2 separate regions of the Homo sapiens genome follow, and region 2 is linked to region 1. A link is an interaction called in ENCODE POLR2A ChIA-PET data of the cell type or tissue named here. Cell type or tissue: PC-9. All regions are shown on one strand. Links, peaks and the distances in the headings refer to the core of each region. The heading gives the core; the rest is flanking DNA.

What was found. ChIA-PET counts read pairs that join two places held together with the same protein. Peaks named below come from ENCODE experiments on the same cell type or tissue, not always from the same donor. Only the 100,000 strongest peaks of a DNase experiment are listed, where the experiment ranks them.
Region 2: POLR2A ChIA-PET joins it to region 1 with 5 read pairs; 1 of 35 experiments calls an interaction of 5 or more read pairs at or near these places.

Annotation. Positions count from the first base shown.
Region 1 is chr3:196,152,230-196,168,232 of GRCh38, forward strand. LINC00885 (long intergenic non-protein coding RNA 885) reads left to right here. Exons shown (of 3, transcript NR_034088.1): 3 at 7,671-8,661. Among named protein-coding and RNA genes, the nearest start is that of LINC00885, 18 kb to the left of the region's middle. RefSeq lists enhancers at 7,638-7,707, 7,728-7,927 and a silencer at 8,228-8,277. In PC-9, for the core only: no CTCF peak of the experiment used is centred there; DNase peaks (open chromatin) are centred at 8,442 and 11,602; H3K27ac peaks cover 791 bases.
Region 2 is chr3:196,570,375-196,586,377 of GRCh38, forward strand. It overlaps FBXO45 (F-box protein 45), which reads left to right. Exons shown (of 3, transcript NM_001105573.2): 2 at 7,079-7,435; 3 at 13,759-16,003. The coding sequence ends at 13,944. Among named protein-coding and RNA genes, the nearest start is that of FBXO45, 9.7 kb to the left of the region's middle. RefSeq lists enhancers at 1-87, 88-635. In PC-9, for the core only: no CTCF peak of the experiment used is centred there; no DNase peak of the experiment used is centred there; H3K27ac peaks cover 437 bases.

The DNA.
Region 1 (16,003 bases), core at 4,852-12,851:
CCCTTTCCAACTCTTTGAGATTCAGACAAAATCTGCCCTGGGGGAGGAGGCTGGAGACTCCTGGTTGTGGAGGATGCAGGCCATGGAGTGACTTGCTGAAGAGAATGGCGTGAGACAGACCTCAGTGACTTTGGGCTTACTCAGCCTCCCTTGCAACTCATTTTCTTCAGCTGTAAAATGTAAATAATAAAACCTATCCAGCTGGGCGCGGTGGCTCACGCCTGTAATCCCAACACTTTGGGAGGCTGAGGCAGGCAGATCACAAGGCCAGGAGTTCAAGACCAGCCTGGCCAACATAGTGAAACTCTGTCTCTACAAAAATACAAAAATTAGCTGGGCGTAGTGGTGGGAACCTATAGTCTCAGCTACTTGGGAGGCTAAGGCAGGAGAATTGCTTAAACCCAGGAGGTGGAGGTTGCAGTGAGCTGAGATCCGTCTAAAGAAAACCAAAAAGCAAAAAACCTATCACCTTTATGAGGATTAAATGACATCACATTTGTAAAGTGCTTAGCCCAGGCAGCCGTGAGTAGCAGTGGTCGTTGCCAATTGTTGCCGCTGTTAGCTGCTTGGGAGTCAGATAAAGCTAGATTTGAATCAGATCTTTTCTTTTGTTTTTTTTTTGAGGGACGGGGTCTTGCTTTGTTACCCAGGCTACAGTGCAGTGGCACCATCATAGCTTATTGTAGTCTCAAACTCCTGGGCTCAAGTGATCCTCCTGCCTCAGCCTCTCAAGTAGCTGGGACTACGGGCGTGTGCCACTGGCCCACCAACTATGAACCCAGATTTTCTTTTTAAAAATTGTTTTTTAATTTTTTTTTTTTTGAGACGGAGTTTCGCTTTTGTTGCCAGGCTGGAGTGCAATGGCACATCTCGGCTCACCGCAACCTCCGCCTCCCGGGTTCAAACGATTCTCCTGCTTCAGCCTCCTGAGTAGCTGGGATTACAGGCAGGCGCCACCACACCCGGCTAATTTTGTATTTTTAGTAGAGACGGGGTTTCTCCATGTTGGTCAGGCTGGTCTCAAACTCCCAACCGCAGGTAATCTGCCCTCCTCAGCCTCCCAAAGTGCTGGGATTATAGGCGTGAGCCACTGCGCTCGGCCCAGTTTTTAAATTTTTTGTATATTCTTCTCTTTTTTCCCCATAGGTTATTGGGGTACAGGTGGTATTTGCTCACATGAGTAAGTTCTTTTGTGGTGATTTGTGAGATTTGGGTGCACCCATCACCCGAGCAATATACACTGAACCCTATTTGTAGTCTTTTATCCCTCCCTCCCCCCACACTCTTCCCCCAAGTCCCCAAAGTCCATTGTGTCATTCTTTTTTGCTGTTGTTATTTTTTGTTTGTTTTTTGTTTTTGTTTTTGAGAGAGAGTCTCGCTCTGTCACCCAGGCTGGAGTGCAGTGGTGCAATCTTGGCTTATTGTAACCTCTGCCTCCCAGGTTCAAGCAATTCTCCTGCCTCAGCCTTCCATGTAGCTGGGATTACAGGTGCATGCCACCACACCCAGCTAATTTTTGTATTTTTAGTTGAGACGGGGTTTCGCCATATTGGCCGGGATGGTCTCGAACTCCTGACCTCAGGTGATCCGCCTGCCTCGGCTTCCCAAAGTGCTGGGATTACAGGTGTGAGCCACCACACCCAGCCTAGATGGCTTTTATTATATTGAGATGTGTCCCTTCTATGCCGATTTTACTGAGAGTTTTAATCATAAAGGGATGCTGGATTTTGTCAAATGCTTTTTCTGCATCTATTGAGATGATCGTGTGATTTTTGTTTTTAATTCTGTTTATGTGGTGTATCACATTTATTGACTTACATATGTTAAACCGTCCCTGCATCCCTGGTATGAAACCCACTTGATCATGGTGGATTATCTTTTTGATATGTTGTTGGATTCGGTTGGCTAACATTTTGTGAAGGATTTTAGCATCTATGTTCATCAGGGATATTGGTCTGTAGTTTTCTTTTTAGGTCAGTTTTCTTTTTGGTTTTCCTGGCTTTGGTATTAGGGTGATGCTGGTTTTAGAGAATGATTTAGGGAGCGTTCCGTCTTTCTCTATCTTGTGGAATAGTTTCAGTAGGATTGGTACCAATTCTTCTTTGAATGTTGGATAGAATTCTGCTGTGAATCCATCTGGTCCTGGACTTTTTTTTGTTGGTAATTTTTAAATTACCATTTCAATCTTGCTGCTTGCTGTTGTTCTGTTTGGGGTATCTAATTCTTCCTGATTTAAGCTAGGAGGATTGTATTTTTCCAGGAATTTACCCATCTCTTCTTGGTTTTCTAGTTTATGCATGCAAAGGTGTTCACAGTAGCCTTGAATCATCTTTGGCATTTCTGTGGTATCAGTTGTAGTATCTCCTGTTCCGTTTCTTAGTGAGATTATTTGGATTTTCTCTCCTCTCTGTTTTTCTTTTTCTTTTCTTTTTCTTTCTTCCTTTCTTTCTTTCTTTATTATTATTATTTTTTTGAGATAGAATCTCACTATTGTTGCCCAGGCTGGAGTGCAATGGCACGATCTCAGCTCACTGCAACCTCTGCTTCCTGGGTTCAAGCGATTCTCCCACCTCAGCTTCCCAAGTAGCTGGGATTACAGGCGCCCACCACCACGCTCAGCTAATTTTTGTATTTTGAGTAGAGCTGGGGTTTGGCCATGTTGGCCAGGCTGGTCTCAAACTCCTGACCTCAGGCGACCCACCTGCCTCAGCCTCCCAAAGTGCTGGGATTACAGGCGTGAGCCGCTGCGCCCGGCCCTCTTCTTTTCTTGGTTAATCTTGCTAATGGTCTATCAATTTTATTTATCTTTTCAAAGAAACAGCTTTTGGTTTCATTTATCTTTTGTAATTTTTTGTTTGTTTGTTTCAATTTCATTTAGTTCTGCTCTGATCTTGGTTATTTCCTTTCTTCTGCTGGGTTTGGGTTTGGTTTGTTCTTGTTTCTGTAGTTCCTTGAGGTGTGACCTTAGATTGCTTGTGCTCTTTCAGACATTTTTTTTTTTTTAGACAGAGTCTGGCTCTGTCGCCCAGGCTGGAGTGCAGTGGCGCGATCTCAGCTCACTGCAAGCTCCGCCTCCCGGGTTCACGCCATTCTCCTGCCTCAGCCTCCCGAGTAGCTGGGACTACAGATGCCCGCCACCGCGCCTGGCTAATTTTTTGTATTTTTAGTAGAGATGGGGTTTCACCGTGTTAGCCGGGATGGTCTCGATCTCCTGACCTCGTGATCCGCCCCCCTCGGCCTTCCAAAGTGCTGGGATTACAGGCGGGAGCCACTGCGCCCGGCCTCAGACTTTTTGACGTAGGTGTTTAGAGCCACGAACTTTCCTCTTAGCACTGCCTTTGCTGTGTCCCAGAAGTTTTGACAGGTTGTGTCACTATTGTTGTTCAGTTTGAAGAATTTTTTAATTTCCATCTTGAATTAATTTTTGACCCAATGATCATCCAGGAGCAGGTTATTTAATTTCCATGTATTTGCGTGGTTTTGAAGGTTCCTTTTGGAGTTGATTTCCAGTTTTATTCCACTGTGGCCATGAGAGAGTGCTTGATAGAATTTCAATTTTCTTATATTTATTGAGGCTCGTTTTGTGGCCTATCATATAGTCTATCTTGGAGAAAGTTCCATGTACTGTTGAATAGAATGTGTATTCTGCGGTTGTTGGGTAGAATGTTCTGCATATATGTTAAGTCCGTTTGTTTCAGGGTATAGTTTTAATCCATTGTTTCTTTGTTGACTTTCTGTCTTGATGACCTGTCTAGTGCTGTCAGTGGAGTATTGAAGTTCCCCACTATTACTGTGTTGCTGTCTATCTCATTTCTTAGGTCTATTAGTCATTGCTTTACAAATTTGGGAGCTCCAGTGTTAGGTGCATATATGTTTAGGATTGTGGTATTTTCCTGTTGGACAAGGCCTTTCACCATTATATACTGTCCCTCTTTGTCTTTTTTAAGTGCTGTTGCTTTAAAGTTTGTTTTGTCTGATGAAAGAATAGCTACCCCTGCTCACTTTTGGTGTCCATTTGCCTGAAATGTCTTTTTCCAGCCCTTTACCTTAAGCTTGTGCGGGTCCTTATGTGTTAGACGAGCATCCTGAAGGCAGCAGATAGTTGGCTGGCGAATTCTGACCCATTGTGCAACTCTGTGTCTTTTAAATGCAGCATTTAGGCCATTGGCATTCAATGTTAGTATTGAGATGTGAGGTAGCATTCCATTCATCGTGCTATTTGTTGTCTATATGGCTCGGTTTTTTGTTTTTATTTTTTAAATTGTGTTTTTGTTTCATACGTCCTGTGAGATTTATGCTTTAAAGAGGTTCTGTTTTGATGTGTTTCCACGATTTGTTTCAAGGTTTAGAGCTCCTTTTAGCAGTTCTTGTAGTGCTGGCTGGGTAGTGGCAAATTCTCTCAGCATTTGTCTGGAAAAGACTGTATCTTTCCTTCATATATGAAGCTTAGTTTCACTGGATACAAAATTCTTGGCTGATAATTGTTTTGTTTGAGGAGGCTGAAGATAGGACCTGAATCCCTTCTAGCTTGCAGGGTTTCTGCTGAGAAATCTGCTGTTAATCTGATAGGTTTTCCTTTATAGGTTACCTGGTGCTTTTGCCTCACAGCTCTTAGGATTATTTCCTTCGTCTTGACTTTAGATAACCTGATGACTATGTGCCTAGGCGATGATCTTTTTGCGATGAATTTCCCAGATGTTCCTTGAGCTTCTTGTATTTGGATGTCTAGGTCTCTAGCAAGGCCGGGCACGTTTTCCTCGATTATTTCCTCAAATATGTTTTCCAAACTGTTAGATTTCTCTTCTTCCTCGGGAACACCAATTATTCTTAGGTTTGGGTGTTTAGCATAATCCCAGAATCCTTGGAGCCTTTGTTCATATTTTCTTGTTCTTTTTTCTTTGTCTCTGTTGGATTGGGTTAATTCAAAGACCTTGTCTTTAAGCTCTGAATTTCTTTCTTCTGCTTGTTTGAGTCTATTGCTGAGACTTTCCAGAGCATTTTGCATTTCTATTAGGTGTGTCCAATGTTTCCTGAAGTTTTGATTGTTTTTCATTTATGCTGCCTATTTCCTGGAATATTTCTCCCTTCACTTCTTGTATCATTTTTTTCCTTACATTGGGGTTCGCCTTTCTCTGGTGCCTCCCTAGTTAGCTTAATAACTCACCTCCTGAATTCTTTTTCAGGTAAACCAGGGATTTTTTTCTTGGTTTGGGTCCATTGCTGGTGAGCTAGTGTGATTTTTTGGAGGTGTTAAAGAACCTTGTTTTGAGTTGGTTTTCTGGTTCCTTCTCATTTTGGTAGTCTCTGTCAGAGGGAAGGTCTAGGGCTCAAGGCTGCTGTTCAGATTCTTTTGTCCCACGGGGTGTTCCCTTGATGTAGCACTCTCCCCCTTTTCCTATGGATGTGGCTTCCTGAGGACAAGCTATAGCGATTGTTATCTCTCTTCTGGATTTAGCCACCCAGCACGTCTACCAGGCTCCAGGCTGGTACTGGGGTTGTCTGCACTGAGTCCTGTGATGTGAACTGTCTGTGTGAGTCTCTCAGCCATGGATACCAGCACAGTATTTGGGGTGTCTCATGGGTCCTGCAGGAGCGATCTGCTTCCTTCATGGGGTCTGTGGGTGCTCTCAGCTTTCCTGCTTTATTCCTGCAGTCATTCCAGAGCAAAAATTCACTATGTGAGTCTCCACAGCTGCTCTGTCCATCTGAGTCACAGCTGCAATCTAGTCCTGCCTCCCGTCCGCCATGATCCCTGTAACTCTCTATTTATTATTATTAATTATTATTACTGAGACAGAGTCTCGCTCTGTTGCCCAGGCTGGAGTGCAGTGGCACAGTCTCAGCTCACTGCAACTCCGCCTCCTGGATTCAAGGGATTCTCCTGCCTCAGCTTCCCAAGTAGCTGGGATTACAGGTGTGTGCCACCACGCCTGGCTAATTTTTCTACTTTTTGTAGAGACAGGACATTGCTTTGTTGGCCAGGCTGGTCTCGAACTCCTGACCTCAGGTGATCTGCCCACCTCAACCTCCCAAAGTGCTGGGATTACAGGCGTGAGACATGGCACCCGGCCTGAACCCAGATTTTCAACTGCCCCCTGAAGCAAATTTCTTTTTTTTTTTTTCACTTTGCTCATTTTATTTTATTCAATCCTCACAACAACCTAAGAGGTGTATTATAATCAGCACTAGTTTAAAAATATGAAAACTGAGGCTTAGAGACATTAAATAATATGTTTAAAGTCCTTGAGCTAATAGGCAGAGGAGCTGTGATTAAAAACCAGGTTTGATGACATAATGTCTACATTCTTAATCTGTGGTGTTGAATTTCCAAACACATTTAAGTAATTAAGTCCCATAATGTTTCACACACCACACAACTCTGAGAGGAGTTTCTCACAACACTCACTGCAGCCCTTCAGTTTCGGCATCTGTAAAACGAGACACCTGACTAACCCTTAGGCTGCTGTGAGCGCTCAGGTCACCCAGCATGGAGCCTGGAGTGAGAAACCTGTTACAGATGTTTGCTTCTTCCCTTCCCTTCTCCTGTGAATAAAAGGGGCTGTTCACCTGACATGGCCTACCCTTAGGAAACTCAAGGTGCCTCTTTTTTTTTTCTGAGACAGAGTCTTGCTCTATTGCCCAGGCTGGAGTGCAGTGGCACGATCTTGGCTCACTACAACCTCTGCCTCCCGGATTCAAGCTATTCTCCTGCCTCAGCCTCCCCAGTAGCCGGGACTACAGGCACACGCCACCACGTCTGGCTAATTTTTGTATTTTTAGTAGAGACAGGGTTTCACCATATTGGCCAGGTTGGTCTCGAACTCCTGACCTCATGATCCGCCTGCCTTGGCCTCCCAAAGTGCTGGGATTACAGGCATGAACCATGATGTCCAGCCATGACCACTCTCTTTTCTATGTCCCTGGGGAGAGACCTCGAATTTTATTTGGAGCCTGTCTTTATAAAGACTCTAAATTGTGGCCAGGCACAGTGGCTCATGCCTGTAATCTGAGCACTTTAGGAAGCCGAGGCGGGTGGAGGTCAGGAGTTAGAGACCAGCCTGGCCAACACGGTGAAGCCCCATCTCTACTAAAAATACAAAAAATTAGCTGCGTATGGTGCCGCACACCTGTAATCCCCAGCTACTTGGGAGGCTGAGGCAGGAGAATCGCTTGAATCTGGGAGGTGGAGGTTGCAGTGAGCCAAGATGACACCACTGCACTCCAGCCTGGGCAACAGAGTAAGACTCCATCTCAAAAAAAAAAAAAAAAGACTCTAAATAGTGTTTATATATGGTGTATATATATATATATATCTTTGATGTATATCTTTGTCCATCAGGTCAGCTTGTTCTTTCGAAACCCTCTCCAGTCACTAGTTTTGTTGTCGTTGTTGTTGTCTGAGACGGAGTTTCGCGCTCGTCACCCAGGCTGGACTGCAATGGCATGATCTTGGCTCACTGCCACCTCCGCCTCCCAGGTTCTAGCAATTCTTCTGCCTCAGCCTCCCAAGTAGCTGGGATTACAGGTGCGGGCCACCACACCCAGCTAATTTTTTGTATTTTGAGTAGAGACGGCGTTTCACTGGTTCAGTGTTTGTACGTGAGTGCGTTCCCACAAATGGCAGTGTGTGCTGTGCGTGGTTTGGTAACCTTCATTGTTTTACTCCACAGCTTGTTTTGAGAGTCCCCTCCATTGAAACACGCACATCTAATTTGTCCTTCAGTTCGCTGGACTCCACGCTGAACGTGCCATGCTCCATTGCCCCGTGAGTAACTCCATGCTCTTGCCGGTTTCACACGGCCTCTCAGAGCTGGAGCCTTTGTTCAGGAGCCCTGGGCAGCTTTCAGGAAGCTCTTGGGCTCATCAGCTTCCTCTGGCTGAAGCCGCCCCAGTGGAATCATGGGGATTTCTTACTTTGAAGGTGGGGCCACCCGCAGACTGTAACCGGCTGGTTCAAGATCAAGGACTTCCCCAGGCCACCTGCCTCAGAGGCAAGAAAGGCTCAGCTGAGTCCCAGACACTCCTCGCTGTGGCCCCTCCTTCCTCCCTGCTGGGCAGGCCCCCCTCAATTCTGTTTGCCAGCAGGGCCTAGTAACACTGAAAGACGAAAAGGGAAATAAAATAAACACAATTAATAGGCTAAAGGTTACTGAATAAAGTGGCAGCAGTAAATAAATTGACTACTGTGCAAATACAAAGACATGAAGACATGAAACCCCTGCTCTAAATGACCACTCACCAAGAGCAAGGCCTGGGCTGGAGGCAGGGAGCACCTCCCTAAGGAGCACTCCCTCTTTCCCGGAGTGAGTCCTCCTTCTAGATGGAATTCAGTCCGGGTTCCTCTTGAGCCACAGTCCCTGTTGGGGCCTATCTCAGTGGACTCAAGATCCTGAACTTCTTCCAGATTGCTGACTACACATTTGAGTCACCCAGAGATTAAAAGAAAAAACAAATAATTTCCCAGTGATCAGGAGTAAATCAGCTGGGGCAGGGTTGGTGCTATGAATGACCACACTGATTTGTACACTTCACTGATTTGTAGTGTTTGCTATTTCCGTCGTGTAAATACTGCCAACATGGACAATCTTCAGTTGCTAATGGTTTACTAACTGGCTTGTAAATGAATTCATTCAGTATTCAAGAAAATGGCACTACATTTAGAAACATTTTGTAGCATTTCTTACTTTCTAAGAATTTCCAATAGACACCATGATCACTAAAAAATCATAACCAGGCTGGGGGCAGTGGCTCACGCCTATAATTCCAATAATTTGGGAGACCAAGGAGGGAAGATCACTTGAGGCCAGGAGTTTGAGACCAGCCTGGGCAACATAGCAAAGACTCCATCTCTACAAAAAAAAAAAAAAAAAAAAAAAAAAAAAGTTAGGCAGCTGGTGGCAGGCACCTGTGGTCCCAGCTATTCAGGAGGCTGAAGCAGGAGGATCACTTGAGCCCAGGAGGTTGAAGTTACACTGAGCCGTGATCACACCACTGCATTCCAAATAAAAACTAAATTAAAATATATATATATATATATATATATATTTTTTTTTTTTTTTTTTTTTTTTTTTTTTTTCTGAGACAGAGTCTAGCTCTGTGTCCAGACTGGAGTGCAGTGGCATGATCTCGGCAACCTCCACCTCCCAGGTTCAAGTGATTCTCCTGCCTCAGCCTCCGGAGTAGCTGGGATTACAGGCGTCTGCCACCACGCCCAGGTAATTTTTGTATTTTTGGTAGAGATGGGGTTTCACCATGTTGGTCAGGATGGTCTCGATCTCCTGACCTCGTGATCCACCCACCTTGGCCTCCCAAAGTGCTGGGAATACAGGCGTGAGCCACTGCGTCTGGCCTAAAATAAACTTCTAAAAAAGAAAAATTGGCCAGGCACAGTGGCTTATGCCTGTAGTCCCAGCACTTTGGGAGGTCGAGGCAGTTGGATCACCTGAGGTCAGGAGTTCAAGACCAGCCTGACCAACATGGTGAAACCCCGTCTCTACTAAAAATACAAAAATTAGCCAGGCATGGTAGTGGGCACCTGTAATCCCAGCTACTCAGGAGGCTCAGGCAGGAGAATTGGTTGCACCTGGGAGGTGGAGGCTGCAGTGAGCCAAGATCATACCATTGCAGTCCAGCCTGGGCGACAGAGCAAGACTTCGTCTCAAAAAAAAAAAAAAAAAGGGAAAGAAAAATTATAACCAATCGACATTCAATAAATTATTTATTGGCTGGGCGCAGTGGCTCATGCCTGTAATCCCAGCACTTTGGGAAGCCGAGGTGGGCAGATCACATGAGGTCAGGAGTTCGAGAGCATCCTGGCTAACATGATGAAACCCTGTCTCTACTAAAAATACAAAAATTAGGTGGGCATGGTAGTGCGAGCCTGTAGTCCCAGCTACTTGGGACGCTGAGGCTGGAGAATCATTTGAACCCGGGAGGCAGAGGTTGAATGAGCCAAGAATGGCATCACTGCTCTCCAGCCGGGACAACAGAGCAAGATTCTGCCTCAAGGAAAAAAAAATTCAATAAGTTATTTATTTGTCAAATAATTTATAAAGCAGCTTTCTCAAAGCCCTTTCAAAAAGTTTACAGCAGCCAAGAGTGGTGACTCATGTCTGTAATCCCAGCACTTTGGGAGGCCAAAGTGGGCAGATCACCTGAGGTCATGGGTTCGAGACCAGCCTGACCAACATGGTGAAACCACGTTTCTACTAAAAATACCAGAATTAGCCAGGCATGTTGGCATCAGCCTGTAGTTCCAGTTACTTGGGAGGCTGAGGCAGGAGAATCACTTGGACCCAGGAGGCGGAGGCTGCAGTGAGCCAAGATCATGCCATTGCACTCCAGCCTGGGCAATGGAGCGAGACTCTGTCTCAAAAAAAAAAAAAATTACAGCAAAAAATACTTGATGTGGGCCACAGGTGTGTTTTAATATGCTTGATCTGATGTGCGAGAGGCCCTGAGAGGGAGTGTTTCCAGGACCTACAGAGGGAATGAGAGAGGAGAGTCCCTGCTGTCGGGAGGTGGGTGAGAAAAGCTCCTACCACTGCAGAAATCCTCCTGTAAGGCTCCTCGGCGGCTCACCAGGCGATTCCTCAGCGAAGAAAGGTGAGGCAGCTTGCCCAGGGTCACCCGGCCAGTCTCAATTGAGGACTGACAACCAAAATGAGTGACTGAGGCAAGTCTTAATCACTGAGGTTTATTAAGCCACGTTAGGGCGCTTCTGGGAAAAACAAGCCACAGACACATCTGTGGCTGTTTTTCCCAAGAAGTTCCAAGTTTTGTATTTGTACATTTCTTCCTTTTTTTTTTTCTTTTTGATACGGAGTTTCACTCTTGTTGCCCAGGCTGGAGTGCAGTGGCGCGATCTCAGCTCACTGCAACCTCCACCTCCCGGGTTCAAGCGATTCTCCTGCCTCAGCCTCCCGAGTAGCTGGGATTACAGGCATGAGCCACCACACCCGACTGATTTTTGTATTCTTAGTAGAGACGGGGTTTCTCCATTTGGTCAGGCTGGTCTCAAACTCCTGACCTCAAGTGATCCACCCACCTCAGCCTCCCAAAGTGCTGGGATGACACCTAGGAAGAGGGGCAGGCGGGCAGTCAGGCTTAGGCGAACACTACATTTTATATAAGATAAGGTGAACATCTGAAGGTGGAAATGAGCGCCACTGCACTCAGCCTGGACAACAGAGCAAGACCCTGTCTCAAAGAAAAAGAGAAGTGTGAGTGGTCCTGATTTTTAAAATTTTCCTTTACAGGACTTTGGACACTAGAACTAGGCCTCTTTCCAAAACATGCTGATACTGAAGGGGTCACGCTGAAGGCTGAGGGCTAGGGCCTTTAAAGGTGGGGCACCCTCTTCCTTCTACCCGTCCTTGACCCTCAGCAGACTACAGGTTGATCTCCCCTTTGCCATGAGTGCCCAAGGAGGGAACTTGTGATCTAGCAGTTTCTTGATAATCCCCAAAAGGCTTTAATTACTCCATTTCCCTGCCACGCCCAGGGCAGGAGGAGGGTGAGCGGGAAAGCTGTCCACCTTCTGCTAAACGGGTCAGGAGGCATCGGGAGCCACGTGGGTTGTGGTTTAGGAGCCTGAGCTGCTGATCCCCAGGCAGGCCTACACAATGGGAGCTGCTCCCTGCAGCCCCCGGGCCGGCCTGGGTTGCATAACCCATGAGGTCAGCCCGGCCTGCGGCAGTTGCTTTCCCACAACGGAGGGGCCGCTCCCCACCTCCTGCGGGACCCACAGCCCTGGGTCTCTTTCCAGCTTTCCTCTTTCACTGGCAAAGCTGCAGGCCCCATAAACTGGGGAAGGGTTGAGGCCCTGCCTCTCCTGAACTGGGCAAGGGTCGAGGACTTCCCCATGGGTCCAGGCCTCCAGCATTACATCAGGAGGTAGCCTGGGGAGGACAGAGCACTGAATCCCTCTGGCATCAGCTCCTCTGGCCAGCCCTGCACCTGCTCTGTGGGGCTAGGGCCTGGGGAGGTGTCCCAAAATAGCCCGCAGGGGCCCGGGAGCTCTGGCCTTCAAGGTCAGACACTAGCACTGAGAATCCTGGTGAGGCTGTCTTCCCAGACCCCGCCTGGCAGGCCGGCTGGGCACGGCTGCGGAGAAAGACAGGGCAGGCTCCCCAGGCACTGGCCCCCGCGGCAACCTCTCCTGTCTCTAAAATCGGATGTAGATTAAGAACGCTCCATCTGGCAAGACCAAATGGAATTCGGCAGAAGCATAACCAGGACACTGGGTTTTGGATCTGTGACTCTCCACACATGCAGAGGACAAAAATACAAGAGAAAGGGGTCAGGAGAGAGGCGTATGATGGGGGGCGGGGGTGTGATGTGTGTGTTGTGTGGGTGTTGTGTGTCTTTATGATATGTGTGTGTACACCTGTGTTGTGTTGTGTGTGTATTGTATGTGTTCTGTGTGTCTGTTGTGGTGTGTGTTGTGTGTGTGTGATGTGTCTGTTGTGTGGTGTTTGTATTGGTGTTGTATGGTGTGTGGTGTGTGTGTGTCTGTGTGTGATGTGTCTGTTGTGTAGTGTGTATGTATGGGGTGGTGTGTGATGTGTGTGTCTGTTGTGTGGTGTGTGTATGATGTATGTCCGTTGTGTGGTGTGTGGTGTGTCTGTTGTGTAGTGTGTGTATATGGGGTGGTGTGTGGGGTGTGTGTGGTGTACGTGTGTTTGTTGTGTGGTGTGTCTGTTGCATGATATGTGTATGGGGTGGTTGTGGTGTGTGTCTGTTGTTTGGTGTGTGTGTGTGTGTGTGTGTGTCTGGGGGGTTGTGTGCTATATGATGTGGGGAATGGACATTGACTCAGTGTGTGGTGTTGTCTGTTGTGTGTTGTGGTGTGTGTATCTGTTGCGTGTTGTGTGGTGTGTGGTGCGTGTGTGTGTCTGGGGGGTTGTGTGCTATATGATGTGGGGAATGGACATTGACTCAGTGTGTGGTGTTGTCTGTTGTGTGTTGTGTGTGTGTGTCTGGGGGGTTGTGTGCTATATGATGTGGGGACATTGACTCAGTGTGTGGTGTTGTCTGTTGTGTGTTGTGTGTGTATCTGTTGTGTGTTGTGTGGTGTGTGGTGTGTGTGTGTGTCTGGGGGGTTGTGTGCTATATGATGTGGGGAATGGACGTTGACTCTGTGCGTGTGGTGTGTGTGCCTGTTGTGTGTTGTGTGGTGTGGTGTGTGTGTGTGTCTGGGGGGTTGTGTGCTATATGATGTGGGGAATGGACAGTGACTCAGTGTGTGTGGTGTGTGTCTGTTGTGTGATGTGTGTTGTGTGGTGCGTGTGTGTGTCTGGGGGGTTGTGTACTATATGGTGTGGGGAATGGACATTGACTCTGTGTGGCTGGAAAGTGATCTTTCAAGAGAGGATTAACCAAAGGAAATGGGAAATTGAGGTCAGGATGGATAAGGAAAACATGGGGCAAACTGGGTGGTCAGAGAAAGACGAGGATGGCCTCTAGGCTCCAAGAGCACCCCAGATAAAAGGCTGGAATAGGGGCAGGAGAGAAGCCCCCCGTACAGAGGGTTATTCCAGGGCCTGAGGGCATCCCCTCCACCCCAGAGGAGTGAAGGTGGGAGGAAGTGTTTTCTGCTTAAGCATTGGGAATAAACGTGGCTGCCAACAACAGAAAACTTGACTGGCAGGTGTAAAGAAATAGTGGTTTCTTTGTCTCCCAGAATAAAAAATCTGGAAGTGGGCAGGGCTGGCATCTGTGGGGTTCACTTGGCCTTTCCCCATGGAAATAAGACTGCAGCAGTTTCCGTATCAGGAGTCTTTTCAAAGCAGGAAGAAGGCGGTCTGTCCTAGGCACCCTCCTTCCACACAGGTCCCTTGGCCAGAACAGGTCACGTGGTTTCTCCCAGTTGCAAGGTAGGCCGGGGAAGCACAGGGCAGTTGCCATGATCCGTGGCTCACCCTGGCTGACCACTCTGTTATGCCCCAAACAAAAGCAGTTTCATTAGTAAGGAAGAAGGGGACATGAATATCGGGAAGCCAGTCATGCCACACGAGACCCTGGGGAGCAAACATTTTTCCTTTTGTTGTTGTTGTAGAGCTGAGGTCTCACAATGTCACCCAGGCTGGTCTCAAACTCCTGGCCTCAAGCGATCCCCCTGACTCTCAAAATGCTGAGATTACATGCATGAGCCACCACACCTGGCTGATAAACATTTTCAATAAAGGCTAAATTCAGGTAATATAATCTCCTGCCCTGCCCACTGCACAGACAAATCAATCTCGAAAGCTCAGAGGTATTTCAAGAATAGTTTGGTGGCTGGATGCGGTGGTTCACGCCTGTAATCCCAGCACTTTGGGAGGCCGAGGCGGGTGGATCACCTGAGGTCAGGAGTTTGAGACCAGCCTGACCAACGTGATGAAACCCCGTCTCTACTAAAAATACAAAATTAGCTGGAGGTGGTAGCGGTGGTGGGCGCCTGTAATCCCAGCTACTCAGGAGGGTGACACAGGAGAATCGCTTGAACCCGGGAGGCGGAGGTTGCAATGAGCCGAGATCGTGCACTCCAGCCTCGGTGACAGAGTGAGACTCAGTCTCAAAAAAAAAAAAAAAAAAAGAATAGTGAATAGTTTGGTGGACAGGGGCTATAGGAAACGGGGAATGTTGGTTGGTTGGGAATGAAACCATACGGGTGTGGAACCCGGTCCTCTGTGTGTGTGTGTGTAGACTGCCTCTGTGTGGGGGCCACAGGACCAACTGAGTCATGAGTCTCAGGTTGAGTGGAGTCAGCCAGTCAGAAATGCGAAAAGTCTGAAAAGACATCTCAAAACACCAGTCTTAGGTTTTACAATGGTGATGTTAGCTACAGGAACAATTGGGGAAATTGAAAATCTCATGACCTCCAGAACAATGGCTGGTTACCCTTTATGCCTACATCTCAGCAGAATCCAGGCTCTTCTCATAATCCTGATCTTGTGTGCTTTCATTCATTTTATAAGGGTGGTTTAGTTTGGGGAAGGGCTATTATCATCCTTGTTTTAAGGTTAAACAATAAACAAAATTCCTCTCAAAGTTACCTTGGCCTAAACCCGGCAGGAATGACCCAGGTTGGAGACTGGAGGTAAGACAGCCAACTATGTCAAATTTCTCTTACTGTCATAATTTTATTTTATTTTATTTATTTATTCATTTATTTATTTTGAGACAGAGTTTTGCTCTTGTTGCCCAGGCTGGAGTGCAATGGTGCAATCTCAGCTCACCGCAACCTCTGCCTCTCGGGTTCAAGTGATTCTCCTGCCTCAGCCTCCCAAGCAGCTGGGATTACAGGCCCGCGCCACCACACCTGGCTAATTTTGTATTTTTAGTAGAGATGGGGTTTCTCCATGTTGGTCTCCAGGCTGGTCTCCAACTCCCGACCTCAGGTGATTTGCCCACCTTGGCCTCCCAAAATGCTGGGATTACAGGCATGAGCCACTGCGCCTGGCCTTTATTTATTTATTTATTTATTTATTTTTAATTGAAAGAGACAGGGTCTCACTATGTTACCCAGGCTGGTCTCAAACACCTGGGCTTAATCAATCCTCCTGCCTCAGCCTCTCAAAGTGCTGGGATTACAGGCATGAGCCACCATTCAGCCATTGGTTTCAATAATATTCCAAAGTTGATCTGAAAGAGCCTCCAGAAAGCTGTGAGGCCCCACATTGGGAATGCGACCCAAAACCCCAAGGTCGGGGTCCTGACCCATTTGTGCGATCATCTCAGTCAACATTAATTGTCTTGGTCTTCTTAGCAACCTCACGATGACAGAAATGCTATTATTTCCCTTGCTACAGATGAAAAAGGAGGGGCTCAGACAAGTTCAGAAACTAGGTCAATGGCCGGGCGTGGTGGCTCACGTCTGTAATCCCAGCACTTTGGGAGGCCAAGGCGGGCAGATCACCTGAGGTCAGGAGATCGAGACCAGCCTGGCCAACATGGTGAAACCCCATCTCTACTAAAAAGACAAAAACTAGCCAGGCATGGTGGCCTACGCCTGTAACCC
Region 2 (16,003 bases), core at 6,926-14,925, 420 kb after region 1:
TTACAGGCATGCGCCACCATGCCCGGCTAATTTTGTATTTTTAGTAGAGTTGTGGTTTCTTCTTGTTGGTTAGGCTGGCCTCGAACTCCCGACCTCAGGTGATCCGCCCTCCTCGGCCTCCCAGAGTGCTGGGATTAGAGGCGTGAGCCACCGCGCGATAACACCCCCTTTTTAATGCTAGCTTGCCAACAGGGGTCGGAGTAAGAAGTAAAAATTTTTTTTTCATGTGAAGCATGTAAAATTTATACTTATGTAGTAAAACCGGTTTTAGTTATAGAAGATAGGGAACATTGCCATTAAATATGTAAACTATCAAGTTGTTTCTCTTTTCTTTTTTCTTTTTTTTTTTTTTTTTGAGACGGAGTCTCGCTCTGTCACCCAGGCTGGAGTGCAGTGGCGGGATCTCAGCTCACTGCAACCTCCGCCTCCCGGGTTCACGCCATTCTCCTGCCTCAGCCTCCTGAGTAGCTGGGATTACAGGCGCCCGCCACCACGCCCGGCTAATTTTTTGTACTTTCAGTAGAGACAGGGTTTCACCGTGTTAACCAGCATGGTCTCAATCTCCTGACCTCGTGATCCGTCGCCTTGGCCTCCCAAAGTGCTGGGATTACAGGCGTGAGCTCATGCGCCCGGCCTCAAGTTGTTTTTCTATTAAGCGAAATAACAATAATTTACTAGGACTGTTTGTGCGTGGTGGCTATTCAGTGGATACTGGTTGTAATTTATATAGGTGAGTACAGACGATTGGAATTTTGTCCTACTTTGATAAATGTGTCGGTTTCATAAATTTTATTTAGTTTTTATTTTTCTGTAAAGTTTATTGTTTTTACTTATTTTAAACTAGGAGTTTTTGTTGTTGTTTTTGAGACAACAAAACAACAAAACTCTGTCGCCCAGGCTGCAGTGCAGTGGCACAATCATAGCTCACTGCATCCTCGACCTCCTGAGCTCAAGGGATCCTCCTTAGCTTAGCCTCCCGAGTAGCTGGCACTTCAGTCATGTGCCACCACACTGGCTAATTTTTTATTTTTTAGAGACACGGGGTCTCACCTTGTTGCCTAAGCTGGTCTCAAACTCCTGGACTCAAGCGATCTTCTTGCCTCAGCCTCCCAAAGTGCTGGGGTTACAGGCATTAGCCACTGCACCCAGCCTAAATTAGGAGTTGTTGTTTTGATAATTGACTTGTAATAGAAATGTTCACATGATTCAAGATTCATATTATAATATGTAATAGATAATGTGTTCGTGTGAGTCAAGCTTCAATAGAAGCAAAATGATATCAAGCAAAATGTTTTCCTTTCATCCTTGTCGCTCAGCTACCCGGTTCCTCTCCATGTATGCAACCTGTCTTACTTTTTCTTTTGTATCCTTCCAGAGATATTTTAGGTTTCTGAGGTTTTTAATACTTTGCTTTTCTGCTATGTGCATTATAGATGTTGTAGACTTGTACCAATCACTGTTCATTCACACATTGTAGGACTTCCCTTGAATATTTTGAGGATAAAAGATTAATTCAAAAGGAGTCAAATAGTCTAGTAGGAAATCTTTCAGTCTAGTAGAGGAGAGAAAAATGTATAGAAAGAACTGCTAATGTGTGGTAGAAATTGCTCCTTACTGTTACAGACATAAAAAAGTATACTAGAAGTTCAGTGAAAGGAGGAATTTACAAACTGAGTGGAGGATTGGAGGAGATTTGAGGTTGAGCTTATATTTGAGCTGAATTTTAAAGATGAGGAGGAGTTTAGTATTTTAGGAAGAGGAAGTACTCTGAGCAGAAGCAGGACAAGAGGAAAGTAAAGGGTTTGTACAACATATATTTTTATTTAAAAAAATGAGTGCCAGGCACTATGCTCATTTGCAGATGCAATGGCAAATAAAACAAACACAGTCTCTTAATGGATGTCTTGCCTTATGGAGCTTACAGTCTAGTAGGGGAAATGGATATTAATCAAATAATCACACAGATGTAAAACCGCATCTGGTAAGTAGTATGAAGGAAAAATACCTAGTGCTCTGATTGTCAGTAGTGGAGGATTTAACCTGGTGGAGAGGTGAGGGAAGGCTTTCTCAGATCCATGTACTGAGACCTGAAGGATGATAAGTAGGCAAAGGGGAGAGAGAACAGCCTTCCAGGAGGGAACCTTATGAGTGTGAGGGATGGAAAATATGTCAATGTGGCTGGAGCACAGAGAGCAAAGGTGATGCTGGTTTGAGATAAGATGGAAGAAGTGGACTGGGACCAAAGCGTAGGGAAGCCATTTTGAGTTGTAAGCAAGAAGGATTTGAGGTGTGGGGATTGGTGATATGATTATTTTGCATTTTAAGAGATTATTTCTGACTTTAGTATGGAGAACTAAATTGTTGGTTGGAAGAGGACCTTAGAAATATGGTAGATCAATTAGGAAATAGGTAGTGGAGGAGATAGAAATGGGCAGATTTAGTAAGTAAAATCTATAGAATTGGCAATAGATTTGAAATAGGGATGAGGAAGAGGGAAGTGGTAAGGATGACTCCTAGTATTTGGCTCACATAATGTAGAGATCAGTTGATCTAGATTTTTTTTTTGAGATGAGGTCTTGCTCTGTTGCCCTGGCTGGAGTGCAGTGGAATGATCATAGCTCACTGCAGCCTTGAACTCCTGGGCTCAAGCGATCCTCCCACTTCAGCCTTCTGTGTGGCTGGGACTACAGGCATGTGCCACCATGCCCAGCTAATTTTTATTATTATTTTTTTTTGTAGAGATGTCTCATTATGTTGCCCAGGCTGGTGGGCTAGGTTTCGAAGAAATGGCAGTGAGTTCAGTTTTGGGAGAGCAGCATTTACAGTATTTTTGAGACAGAGATTTCCAATAGGCAGCTGTTGGAGGTTGGAGCTTAGAGGAGAGATCTGCGCTAAAGATATAAAATAATATAGTTAGATTGAATGAAAGGAAGTAGTGGGAAATATTATAAAGCTATATTATGGGACTAGATATATCATGGAGGGCTTTGAAATATAGCCTTCAGTCTATAGTTTGGGTTTTGTACTACAGTTGTAAACCATAGAAGTTTGAACAGCAGAGTGACAAAGGCTCTACTTCAAAAAGACTAGGCCATAGATGAGTTGGAGAGGGCAGCGGTTAGTGCCTATACCAGAGATACTTAAGACTGGAACAGGTACATCGAGGAGAGAAGGGGATGGCTGGAGAGCTGTCGTAGAAAACAATATACATAGGTAGACAGCTGACTGGGTGAATGGGATGAGGAAGATGGATGTGTCAAATGGATTTTCCCAGGAGCCTGGATAACAGAGAATGATAGGAAAAGGTTTAGGGATAGCATAGAACAGGAAAGTGGAGTTTATTAATCTGTTCAGTTGTTTTTTTTTTAAGTTCATATTTTACATATCACCCCGTAGCATTAATTATTTAAGTCATACTTGGCATCTGATGAGAATTCTCTAAAGTTCAGACTTAGATTTTAAGCTAGGTCTTCATGCTGCTTTTGCCATAACAAAATTCAGGTTGTGCATGGGAATGTGAGGCTATGGGTTGTTTTTAATTTATTAATTTGGTCTTTATTTTCCTTTTTTTTTTTTTTTTTGAGACAGAGTCTTGCTCTGTTGCCCAGGCTGGAGCGCAGTGGCACAATTTCAGCTCACTGCAACCTCTGCTTCCTGGGTTCAAGTGATTCTGCCTCAGCCTCCCAAGTAGCTTGGATTACAGGAGCCTGCCACTACGTCCAGCTAATTTTTGTATTTTTAGTAGAGACAGGCTTTCACCATGTTGGCCAGGACGGTCTCGATTTCTTGACCTCGTGATCCGCCTGCCTCGGCCTCCTGAAGTGCTGGGATTATAGGTGTGAGCCACCATGCCCGGCCTATTTTCCCATTTCATATGAAGTTTCCAGTATCTGTTTCTAAAAAGTAAAGACACTTAATGTAATCACAATATGGTTATCACATCTAAATATAAATGTACATTAATTCCTTAATATCAAAAATGCAGTGTTCAAATTGCCAGTTGTCTCATAAATGTTAAATGTTGCATTTTAAAGTTATATTTTATATAATCAAGATCTATATAAGGGTCCCATGGCAAAGGTTGATATGTCTCTTAAGGCTATTTTAGTCTACATATTCACTCACCATCTCCCCAACCTCCCACCTTATTTGTTGAGGAAACAAGGTGGTTTACTCTCAGCTCGATTTTGCGGATTTCATTATCATCGTGTTGCTTGACATGTTCTTCTGTCCTCTATTTCCTACTGAGGTGTGATCAATTTAGATTAGATTAGATTTTTTTTGCAAGTTATTTTGTACTAGACTCAGTGGTTAAAAGTGTGTTAGAAAATAAGAGCTGCTAAATTGTTACGTGGCACAGAAAGTGGTGGGCAAGCACCCGGCAGAGAGAGACATCAAGGGAATTGGGTGGCCCTGGTTAAGAATAGCTTAATAGAGGTGATCTTAGAGAATGTGTGGGAGAAGAAAGCACATATAATACTTTCAGCAAGAAGAACATCATCAAGGTAGAAAGGGAAATAGGAAGAATCAGATTTGGAGGGCTGTGAAAGCCAGGCAGAAGAATTTGCAGTTGGTGATGCTACTAAGTATGGAACTACCAGAGGTTATAGAACTGGGATGAGATATGTAGTAAAGGTGCTGTTTTAGAAAGACAGGTTTGGAAATAATTCAGATAGAGAGTTGAGGACTGAGTTTGGAGAATTTGGTTGGGGCAGAGGAAGGGTGGTCACCAAAAAAGGAAATGATACAGGATCAGTTCAGGGAAATAGGAAGATGTCATAGAAGTTTGAGGAAGAGAGGGCCGGGCGTGGTGGCTCACGCCTGTAATCCCAGCACTTGCGGAGGCCAAGGCAGGCGGATCACCTGAGGTCAGGAGTTTGAGACCAGCCTGGCCAACATGGTGAAACCCTGTCTCTATTCAAAATTCAAAAATTAGCCGGGTGTGGTGGTGCACGTCTGTAATCCCAGCTACTCGGGGGAGGCTGAGACAGGAGAATCGCTTGAACCCAGGAGGCAGAGGTTGCAGTGAGCTGAGATTGAGCCACTGCACTCCAGCTTGGGTGACAGAGTGAGACTCTGTCTCAAAAAAAAAAAAAAAGAAAAGGAAGTTTAAGGAAGAGGTTGTCAATAGTGTCAATGTGAAATTGGAATTTATAAGAATTGGGGAGTAGGCATAGGGAAATATTAATTAAATATTTTATAGTGAATTATTGATATTATTCTCTTGAGTTATTTAGACAGTATTTGCTATTTTGGGGACATGTTCCTTCCCCATTTAATCTTCTTTTCCTTTCTTTTCTTTGTTTCTTTTTTTTTTTTTGAGACAGGGTCTCACTTTGTCACCCAGGCTGGAGTGCAGTGGTGTGATTTTGGCTCACTGCATCCTCTGCCTCCTGGGCTCAAGCATTCCTTCTGCCTCAGCCTCCCAAGTAGCTGGGATTACAAGCGTGCACTGCCACGCCCAGCTAATTTTTTGTATTTTTACTAGAGTTGGGGTTTCGCCATGTTGCCCAGGCTAGTCTTGAACTCCGAGTTCAGGCGATTTGCCCACCTTGCCTTCCCAAAGTGCTGGGATTGCAGGGGTGAGCCACCGCGCCCGGCCCCTTCATTGAATCTTACGTTTTGGTCTTATAAGTGCCTTAAAGTATTTTATAATACGAGCAGATAGGAAAAACATTGGGAATGCCTCAGTTTTATTGTGAATGCATGGGATACTGGAAACAAATAGTTCTCTGTTTTTAAATCTGCGCTCTGCAGCTCACTGAAACGGTAGAGTGCCAGCGAATGGTAAACGAACAGGTGGTGAGGGGACTGGATCCTTGATCTCTCTTTGGGCCTCTTGCACTAACTCGCGGTTGAAATCCCTGAGAAGGACTAGGTGACCTTTAAGGGTCTTCCTAAATGCTGACATTCTATGCCTCTGGAGTTGATTTTTCTCAGGTTAGCTGAAGCATAGGTCCCAGCCTTCCACTGCTTTGGGTAGTTTGACTAAAGTAGAGAAGGGATTTTTTAAAAACATACTAGCCAGGCAGGCGTAGTGACTCGAACCTGTAACCCCAGCTACTCGGAAGACTGAGATGGGAGTATCACTTGAGCCAAGGAGTTCAAGGCTGCAGTGCGCTACGATTGTGCCACTGCACTGCAGTCTGGGTGACAGAGTGAGACGTTGTCTAAAAAAAATTTAAAATACACAAACTAAAAGTTTAAAATTGTTTATGAGAAATTGTTATTGTTTGTATAGAAGAGCTATTTTCATACCCTCTTTATTTTGGAAGTGTAAACCTTTGTATTTACTGAAGAGTCAACTAACTTGTCTTATTGATAGCTTCTCTTCATAAATTCTAGTAGTTGAACCTAGATGCTATCTAAGGGATTATTTGATTTGGTAAAATGAGATTGGTGATTTTTTTATTGTGTAAGTCATATCCAGCAAGTAGGCTGAGGATCTAAGGTAGTTTGTGTTTACTAAAATTTTTCATAAACTTTAGAGCTGCTAGGATTAAAGTTTCTGTTTTATGTAAAATATAATTCTTTTTGATGACAGCATTGCCCATATGAAAACTGTACATCTCAACTTTTTGGTATAAAAATATCAAATATAAACAAAAGTAGAGAAAATAGTTTGATGAACTTCCTTATACCCATCACCAAGCTTTGCCAATGATTAATTTATGGCCAGTCTAGTTTCATGTTTCTATTGCACACTCTCCCACTCCATCTCTGGATATTTCAAAGCAATTCCCAGATACCATTATTTTATCCATAAACGTTTCAGTATTATCTGTAAGATATAAGGATTTTTCTTTTTTGTATCTTTTGATGTTTTAAGAAGTCTGTTTGAGGAAATACTACAATTTAAAATTTTGGTCAGTGATGAAACGGTTGGCATTTATTTTTTAATGTTATTTATTCTGTTAGTATTCCATCCTGAAACTTCAGCCATTATTTGGAAATACTTGTGTTATTTTAAAATATATAACTTCGTTATTTAAAAACATACAGCGTGAAGTTTGGGTAATTTTTAATATTTAAGAAAAATAAAATTGTTATTTATTTGGTCTGTTTTTCATCTTTTTAGATACGTGCTTTTCAACATGCCTTCAGCACTAATGACTGCTCCAGGAATGTCTACATTAAGAAGAATGGCTTTACTTTACATCGAAACCCCATTGCTCAGAGCACTGATGGTGCAAGGACCAAGATTGGTTTCAGTGAGGGCCGCCATGCATGGGAAGTGTGGTGGGAGGGCCCTCTGGGCACTGTGGCAGTGATTGGAATTGCCACAAAACGGGCCCCCATGCAGTGCCAAGGTTATGTGGCATTGCTGGGCAGTGATGACCAGAGCTGGGGCTGGAATCTGGTGGACAATAATCTACTACATAATGGAGAAGTCAATGGCAGTTTTCCACAGTGCAACAACGCACCAAAATATCAGGTGAGAAACTGGGGTTTTTCTCAAGTATGGGCCTTTGTCAAATCACGCCTTAATTTGTTTTAAATTTACAAATTTTTATATAGCAGTTTTTGTCTTTTTGGTAATTTTTATTTTTATTATTTTTTTATTTTTTCAGATACCCAGACTTCAAGGAGATTTTTTTTTTTTAATGTTAGGGGGTTATAGTTAATTTTGTTGGGTGTTATATTTTGATTTTGGCTATGCAGAAAAATATTCTTTTTTTTTTTTTAGACAGAATCTCACTCCGTTGCCCAGGCTAGAGTGCAGTGGCGCCAACTCGGCTCACTGCAACCTGCACCTCCCAGGTTCAAGCAATTCTCTGCCTCAGCCTCAGTAGTTGGGATTACAGGCGCCCACCACCATGCCTGGCTAATTTTTGTATTTTTAGTAGAGACAGGGTTTCACCATCTTGGCCAGGCTGGTCTTGAACTCCTAACCTCGTGATTCACCTGCCTTGGCCTCCCAAAGTGCTGGGATTACAGGCGTGAGCCACCATGCCCAGCCTCAAGGAGATTTTTTGACCATTTTTAAATAAATGTATAAATGATCTATCTCAATATTTGTTTCCTAATACAACTTTAAGCAGCCTATTTTTGCTCCAGATCAGGGGTTGGCAAACTTTTTGTAAGGGCCACGTAGTAAATCTTTAAGTCTTTGCAGTCCATATGGTCTCTGTCACAACTTTTTTTTTTTAATGTCATTTTCAAGGTAAGGATCTATCACGAGTTTCAACTCTATTTATAGTACAAAAGCAGTCATCGATAATACGTAAATGAACGAACATGGCTGTATTCCATAGACCTTATTTATGGGCTGCAGGACAGATTTGGTCCAGGGGCTGTAGTTTGCCAGTTCATGCTCTATATCAAGCTTGTCCAACCCACAGCCTGCATGCAGCCCAAGATGGCTTTGATTGTGACCCAATGCAAATTCATAAACTTTCTTAAAACATTATGAGATTTTTTTGCAATTTTTTTTTTTAAAGCTGATTAGCTATCTTTAGTGTTAGTGTATTTTATGTGTGGCCCAAAACAATTCTTCCAGTGTGGCCCAGGGAAGCCAAAGGATTGAATACCCCTGCTCTAGATGGTCATCTTTCCTGTATCACGGCACATCCAAATCTTTTTCTAGGCTCCTTACCCCAGTAAATACAGCTCTGTGCATGCACATGTTTGTGGATTCAAAGCCCCTGGAGGCATCAGTGAGTTCTGCAGAGACAGGCAAATTCAGGCAAACTGCTGTATTTTTTATTCTTTTCATCTTAGGCTTAAGGCATACTCATTTGACTCAAGTTAAAATTATAGTTCCTATTTGTAAAAGCCGTATTTATTACTACAGACTTAACAGGGTGTAATATACAATAATCTGATAAGAAATTGGAAGTCTTTAAAGAACTATAGATTGCATATTTCAGAGCCACCTGTGGCGTGAAAGTTCCAGCCTCAGTAATGACCTCAAGTCAGGCATACTAAAGCAGAAGAACCAAAAATACATCCCATTTTCTGAGGTATAAAAGCTGGAAGGATTTTTTTCATGGAATGTTTCCTCACTATCCTTTTAGGCTCTGCGGATACTATAAGGAGAAGGGTGTGTAGACTTTATCACTAAAAACGAAGTCCTGTCGCCACCCTTGTAATGATTTTGTAAGTGAAAGTCCTTAAGTCTGTTTTTCAGAGAACATGCTCTATGGTTTTAGTCCTTTTAAATTTATTGAGATTTGTTTTATTCTAATATGTGGTCTGTCTGGATGAGTGTCCCATGTGTGCTTGAAAAAATGTATATTCTTTTGCTGAATGGAATATTCTGTAAATGAGAATTAGGCAAAGTCGATTGATAATGTTCAAGTCTTACATAGTGTTACTGATTTTTTTCTACCCTTCTATTATTTACTAAGAGGAGTATTGAAATCTCCATCTATCCTTGCTAATTTGTCTTTCTTCTTTTAGTTCTCTCAGTGTTTGCTTCATGTATTTTGGAGCTCTGTTACTACTGGTGCATATACATTTCTAATTGTTTTATCTCCCTGCCTGATTTATTCTTTTATTATGAAATGACTTCCTTTGACTCTAGTAATCCTCTGTCAATCTGTCTTTGTATTTAAAGTGGAGCTCCTACACAGCACATAGTTGGATCTTGATTTTTATCTAACCCAGTCTCTGTCTCTGACTTTTTTTTTTTGAGACGGAGTTTTACTCTTGTTGCCCAGGCTGGAAGTGCAATGGCGCAATCTCGGCTCACCGCAACCTCCACCTCCCAGGTTCAAGTGATTCTCCTGCCTCAGCCTCCCGAGTAGCTGGGATTAGAGGCATGCGCCTCTAAACCACGCCCGGCTAATTTAATTTTATATTTTTTTAGTAGAGAAGGGGTTTCTTTTTTTTTTTTTTCTCCTTTTGAGACAGAGTTTCACTCTTGTTGCCCATGCTGGAGTGCAATGGCATGATCTCAGCTCACCGCAACCTCTGCCTCCCGGGTCCCGGTTCAAGCAGTTCTCCTACCTCAGCCTCTTGGGTAGCTGGGATTACAGGCATGCGCCACCACACCCAGCTAATTTTTGTATTTTTAGTAGAGACGGGGTTTCACCACGTTGGCCAGGCTGGTCTCGAACTCCTGACCTCGTGATCCGCCTGCCTCAGCCTCCCAAAGTGCTCGGATTACAGGCATGAGCCACCATGCCTGGCGAGACGGGGTTTCTCCATGTTGGTCAGGCTGGTCTCGAACTCCCAACCTCAAGTGATCCACCTGCCTTGGCCTCCCAGTTGCTGGGATTACAGGTTGTGAGCCACTGCGCCCAGCTTCGGTCTCTGACTTTTAAGTGTTTAGTTCATTTACCTTTAATGTAAGTGTTGGATTGCTTGATGTTGTCCTTATCTCTGCCTCTAAAACTATGTTCTTGTTTTTTCCCCCAACCTTGTTTCTCTCTAATCTTTGCATTAGATAATTTCTTTTCCTTTTTTTTTTTGAGATAGGGTCTCGCTCTGACACCTCGGCTGGAGTGGTGCAGTGGTGCAGTGGCGTGATGATCTTGGCTCACTGAAACCTCTGCCTCCCAGGCTCAAGTGATCATCCCACCTCAGCCTCCAGAGTAGCTGGGACTACAGGTGCTCCCCACCAATGCCTGGCTAATATTTGTATTTTTTGTAGAGACAGGGTTTTGCCATTTTGCCCAGGCTGGTTTCAAACTCCTGAGCTCAAGCAGCTGCCTGCCTCAGTCTCCCAAAGTGCTGGGATTATAGGCATGAACCACTGGGCTTGACCTAAATTAGATAATTTCTGTTCTGTCTTCAAGGTTATAAATTTTTTTCTTTTGCCATCTCACCTCTGCTATTGAACTGGGCTAGTAAATTTTGCTTATTGTACACTTCAGCTTTAGAATTTCCTTTTTTTTCTTTTTCCTTTTTTTTTTTTTTTTTTTTTTTTTTTTGAGACAGTCTCACTCTGTCGTCAGGCTGGAGTGCAGTGGCACGATCTGGGCTCACTGCAGCCACCGACTCCCGGGTTCAAGTGATTCTTCTGCCTCAGCCTCCTGAGTAGCTGGGACTACAGGTGTGTGCCACCATGCCCAGCTAATTTTTGTATTTTTAGTAGAGATGAGGTTTCACCATGTTGGCCAGGATGGTCTCGATCTCTTGACCTCGTGATCCGCCCGCCTCGGCCTCCCAAAGTGAAAGTACTGGGATTACAGGCGTGAGCCACCACACTGGGCCTGGTTCTTTTTTAGAGTAAATTTCCTTTTCGAGATTCCTTATTTATTTACTTATACTATATTTGTAAAAAAATCTTTGGACATATTCATAACAGCTGCTTTGAAGTCTTTACCAAATCCAACACTTAGGACCACTTGGATTCAGCTTCTGTTGATTGCTTTTTTCCCCTAAATATGAATCACGCTTTCCTGTTTCTTTTCATATCTAGTAATTTTTTTAACTGAAACCTAGATGTGTAGATAATATGTAGTAGTAACTCCTGAATGTTTTGTTTCTAGAAACTGCTTTATTCTCTGAAAAGTATAGGTTTTCTTGTTTTAGTAGGCAGTTAACTTGCCTATACTCAAACTATAAACTCTGTCTCATGTGATGTGTGGCAGCTAATGTCTGCTCAGTTTTTTCAGCTTTGCTGCTTTTTTAGTCCTGGAGGTTTACCCTGTGCCTTTGTAATATAGTGGTCACTCAGGGATTTGGGAAGTTAATTCTCAGATTTTGGGGTTCATCCTTTCTGTGGTTCTGTTGCTTCTGGAGTTCCTCCTCTAAGTTTCCAGTTGCTCTGCCATCTCCCCACGTTTTACCCCAGCACCTAAAGATGGTAAGACTTCGCTTTCTCCACCCTGGGCTTTGTGCGTGCTGTGTGCTCAAAGGTGAAGCAGATTTGCAGATTTCACCAGGAGTAATCGTTACTTAGTTTCAACTTCTGTAAAATAGGGATAGTTCCTAGGATTAGTGTGAGGATTAAATGGGATAATACAAATACGACACAACACAAATACCCAACAAAATTAGCTTTTCATTTCTACTTTGTTAATATTTTGTTGGTAGGAGTGGTGGTGATGATGATTTGGAGGTTCTTAGATCCATAAAATGAGGTGTGGGTTAATCTGTGAGGTGGGCAAAGGGAGGAAAAAAGCAGATGTTGGCAGTTACTGTTAACAGGAAATACAGTGAAGGAAAGTAAATGACAATAGTAGGGGTTATAATCAGGTAGAATTAAATTTTGATTGCAAACATTAGGACTTTCTGTTTCCAATTTTGTAGATGCAACATCTTTTTATAAAGGCAAACTAAAAAGATGAAACATCCTTTTTTTTTTTTTGCTTACTTTTCCAAATGGGAAAAAACTGGATATATTCTGCTTCCAGTTTCGTTTAATAATCAGTGCTGCTGTTTTTTATAACAAACAGGTGTTTCAGAGTTGTGAACCACAAATTGTTTAATAAGCCTATTCTATATTCTACATTAGAATTTGTAGCCAGATTGGATTATTCATGATTCCACATTACATGTGGAACTGCTTTGTAAACTTTAAAAGCTGTGTGTCTTACTAAGGTGATTTTTAAAATTGTGGTGAAACATACATATTTATTATTTTAACCATTTGTAAGTATACAATTCAGTGGCATTAAATACATTCACACACCTCTCTCTATACCCAAAACTTTTTCCTCACCCCAACATAATCTCTATTATGTTCATTCCCTATTTCCTTCACTCCCCACCCCTGGTAAACTCTGCTCTACAACTATATATATTTGAGTATTCTAGATACTTTATATAGGTGGAATCATACCATTTAGCCTTTTGTGTCTGGCTCATTTCACTTAGCATAATATTTTCAGGGTCTATCTATGTTGTAGCATATATCAAAATTTCATTTCTGTTTATGGCTGAATAATATTCCATTGTACGGCCGGGCGCGATGGCTCATGCCTGTAATCCCAGCACTTTGGGAGGCTGAGGCAGGTGGATCACGAGGTCAGGAGATGGAGACCATCCTGGCTAACACGGTGAAACCCGTCTCTACTAAAAATACAAAAAATTAGCCGGGCGTGGTGGCGGGCACCTGTAGTCCCAGCTACTGGGGAGGCTGAGGCAGGAGAATGGCATGAACCCGGGAGGCGGAGCTTGCAGTGAGCTGAGATTGCACCACTGCACTCCAGCCTGGGCGACAGAGCAAGACTCCGTCTCAAAAAAAAAAAAAAAAAAAGTTCCGTTGTATGTATAGTATAGTAATTTGAGAAGCTGATTTAGATTGCTCTTTTTGGTAAAATATGCCAAGTTATAGATTTTAGTGTTAACCTTAAGAAAAACCTTTAAACAAAGAGTAAATAAAATCAATCTAGGTAGTGTTCAGGTGGAACATTTAAATTGTAAGTAATTAAGTGTAGATTCCATGTGAGTCTTAAAAACAAAACTATCAAAGTAAGCATTTGTGATGTGTTACCTAGGCTGGAGTGCAGTGGGCAGTGGTGCGATACCAGCTTTGCGCCACCACACCCAGCTAATTTTTGTATTTTTAATAGAGATGGGTTTTCACCATGTTGCCCAGGCTGGTCTTGAACTCCTGGGCTCAAGCAATCCGCCCGCCTCAGCCTCCCAAAGTGCTGGGATTATAGGCATGAGCCACTATGCCCGGCCAGATGTATGTCCTTTTTTTATAGATGTTTCTTCCTGACTAGAAAGCTTCCCTTCTGATTTTTCTAGATAGCTTTCAGGATAATATTCTTAATATTTTCAACTTCTTGATTTGTGTCTTGTTTCTTCTAGCTACACCCTTGGCAGATTTTCTTCTAACCTTTTGATATCTGTTTGCAGATAGGAGAAAGAATTCGAGTCATCTTGGACATGGAAGATAAGACTTTAGCTTTTGAACGTGGATATGAGTTCCTGGGGGTTGCTTTTAGAGGACTTCCAAAGGTCTGCTTATACCCAGCAGTTTCTGCTGTATATGGCAACACAGAAGTGACTTTGGTTTACCTTGGAAAACCTTTGGACGGATGACAGTGGCTTTCTTGTGATGACAGACAGAATGGAGGAGAGATCTGCTTATGGGAAGTAGAACCATGAAGTGACTGTCACACATGCATGTCCAAGAAACATCCTGAAAACACATGAAGTCGTAAACTGGAGAAGCAGCTCTACAGCAGAGATTATCTTCGTGTTTCCTCTTTCTACTGGGCCAGAAAAATCCTCAGGGTTGCAGTTGGTTGAGTGGGCAGTTGACATATGCATGTTGCACCCGATGTTGTCTCTAAGTTAGCAATGTGTTATTTCCAGCTTTAAAGGTGAGATTGTAGAGATGCTGTCAAAGGGATAAGGAAATAGCAAGATTTTTAAGTAGTGTGTTTGTGAAGACTGATCCCATTTTACAACTGCCTGTTCTTTCTCCAGTCCTTTTTTTTCCAGCCAGCTTGACTATTAGAAAAGTATGAAACTGGTTGGGTTTTATTTAATATTTTTAATATATTGAGAAGCATGGTCTGCCTGGACTGCACTTCTCTAAAAGTGAGATATAAAATTGTGCAGCTATTTTAAAAGTTGTATATAATATGTGTGTAAAAAAAAAAAACTGTAAAAAAGAAAGGACAAACAGGTTGTTTTGTTCTAGTTCTAATTTCTTAAAAACCACTACATGGTTACAAAATTGGAATAACATTTGGGGACAACTGGGTTAACTACAAAGAAGAGGATTTTAAGAGGAGATGTGTTGTATTGACTCATTTTGTATTATTTTTGGCTTACAGTTCCCATAGCTGTTAGAGTCTGGTTTGTTTTTGTTTTTACTCTCAAAATCATAGTAAAGATCTCTCAGTCTCCTGGCTAAAGATTGAAGGAAGGCAAATCTATTTCTAATTATACATATATCAGTAAGGATGATCTCAACATAATAGTAATGTGTATCTTTTGGTATCCAGTTTTATTTTTGGCCTTCTAAGAAAGTGTCTCATAACACAGAACATTGCCATTTGCTCTTGTAGGCCTCAAATATGAAAGCTATTAGTCATAGAGCCTAGGAAAAAAAGAATTGATTAATGGTCCTTTTATTTTGTAACCTTATAAATGCTGTAGATATTATCAAAAAAATTTTAATTTCATATTGTTTACATCATGCAACTAATCTAAGCCTCAAACTCGTTATTGGGGCTATAAAGAAAACGTTTACTTACCCAGCTGAAACAGGTTAAGAATATTCTTAATCTCATTATAGATAATTGCCCCCATGGGACTTGAAATACAACACCTTGTGCTGAAAACTTCAGGTTGGCAATATTTGAAGGTTTCGTTGTAGAAGAGTTTAACATTAACTCCTATTTTGACTTACAAATCTTGTTTCTCATCACTAAAATGCTTTTGAATTAATAATCCAACCCACATGAGCTGAGAGTTTTTCTTTTGTTAGAAAAGAAACAGACATCTTTCTGTATGAAAGTATAAATTGTATGGTTTTAGATACATAAGAATTGACAAAAGCGAGCGAAATCTTTGTACTTCTGAGTTCTTGCTGTATGTATGTTTTGTTTTAAATCTGATTAGGGACACCCAGCAGCTGGCCGGGATTCTTGGATTGCTCCTTGGGAGTTAAGATTGTCAATACTCCTGTGAAGCAAGGGATTTCAGCCATAGAACAAAGATTTATTGTTGCCACCTGAAAAGTTTACAAGTATTTATTGTGTATTTGATACATTGCTTGAAAAGATGAAATCTGTTAAAGATTCTTTTCGATGTCCAGGTTAAGAAGAAACCTCCTTGTATTGAGTGAAATTATATGTTAAATGTATTAGAGAATGTAGGTGGTATAGAAATTGATTTTTCTTGGTGTAGAACAACTCAGTTCGGCAAAGTTTAAAATTTGATTAAACAAGAGAAGTGGTTCAGGTTGAAGATGGACTTGTTAGGAAGTGATCAAGTCCTTTAAGTACTTGTTTCTTTTTCAGGTTGTGATGTGGCCATTCCGAATTTTGTTGAGAGTTTGGTTTATAATTGTCTCTTTTGTCTTGTTAGTAAACATTCATTTGCAACAGTTTTGAAGGTGCTGAGTGGAAAACCGAAACACATGGTT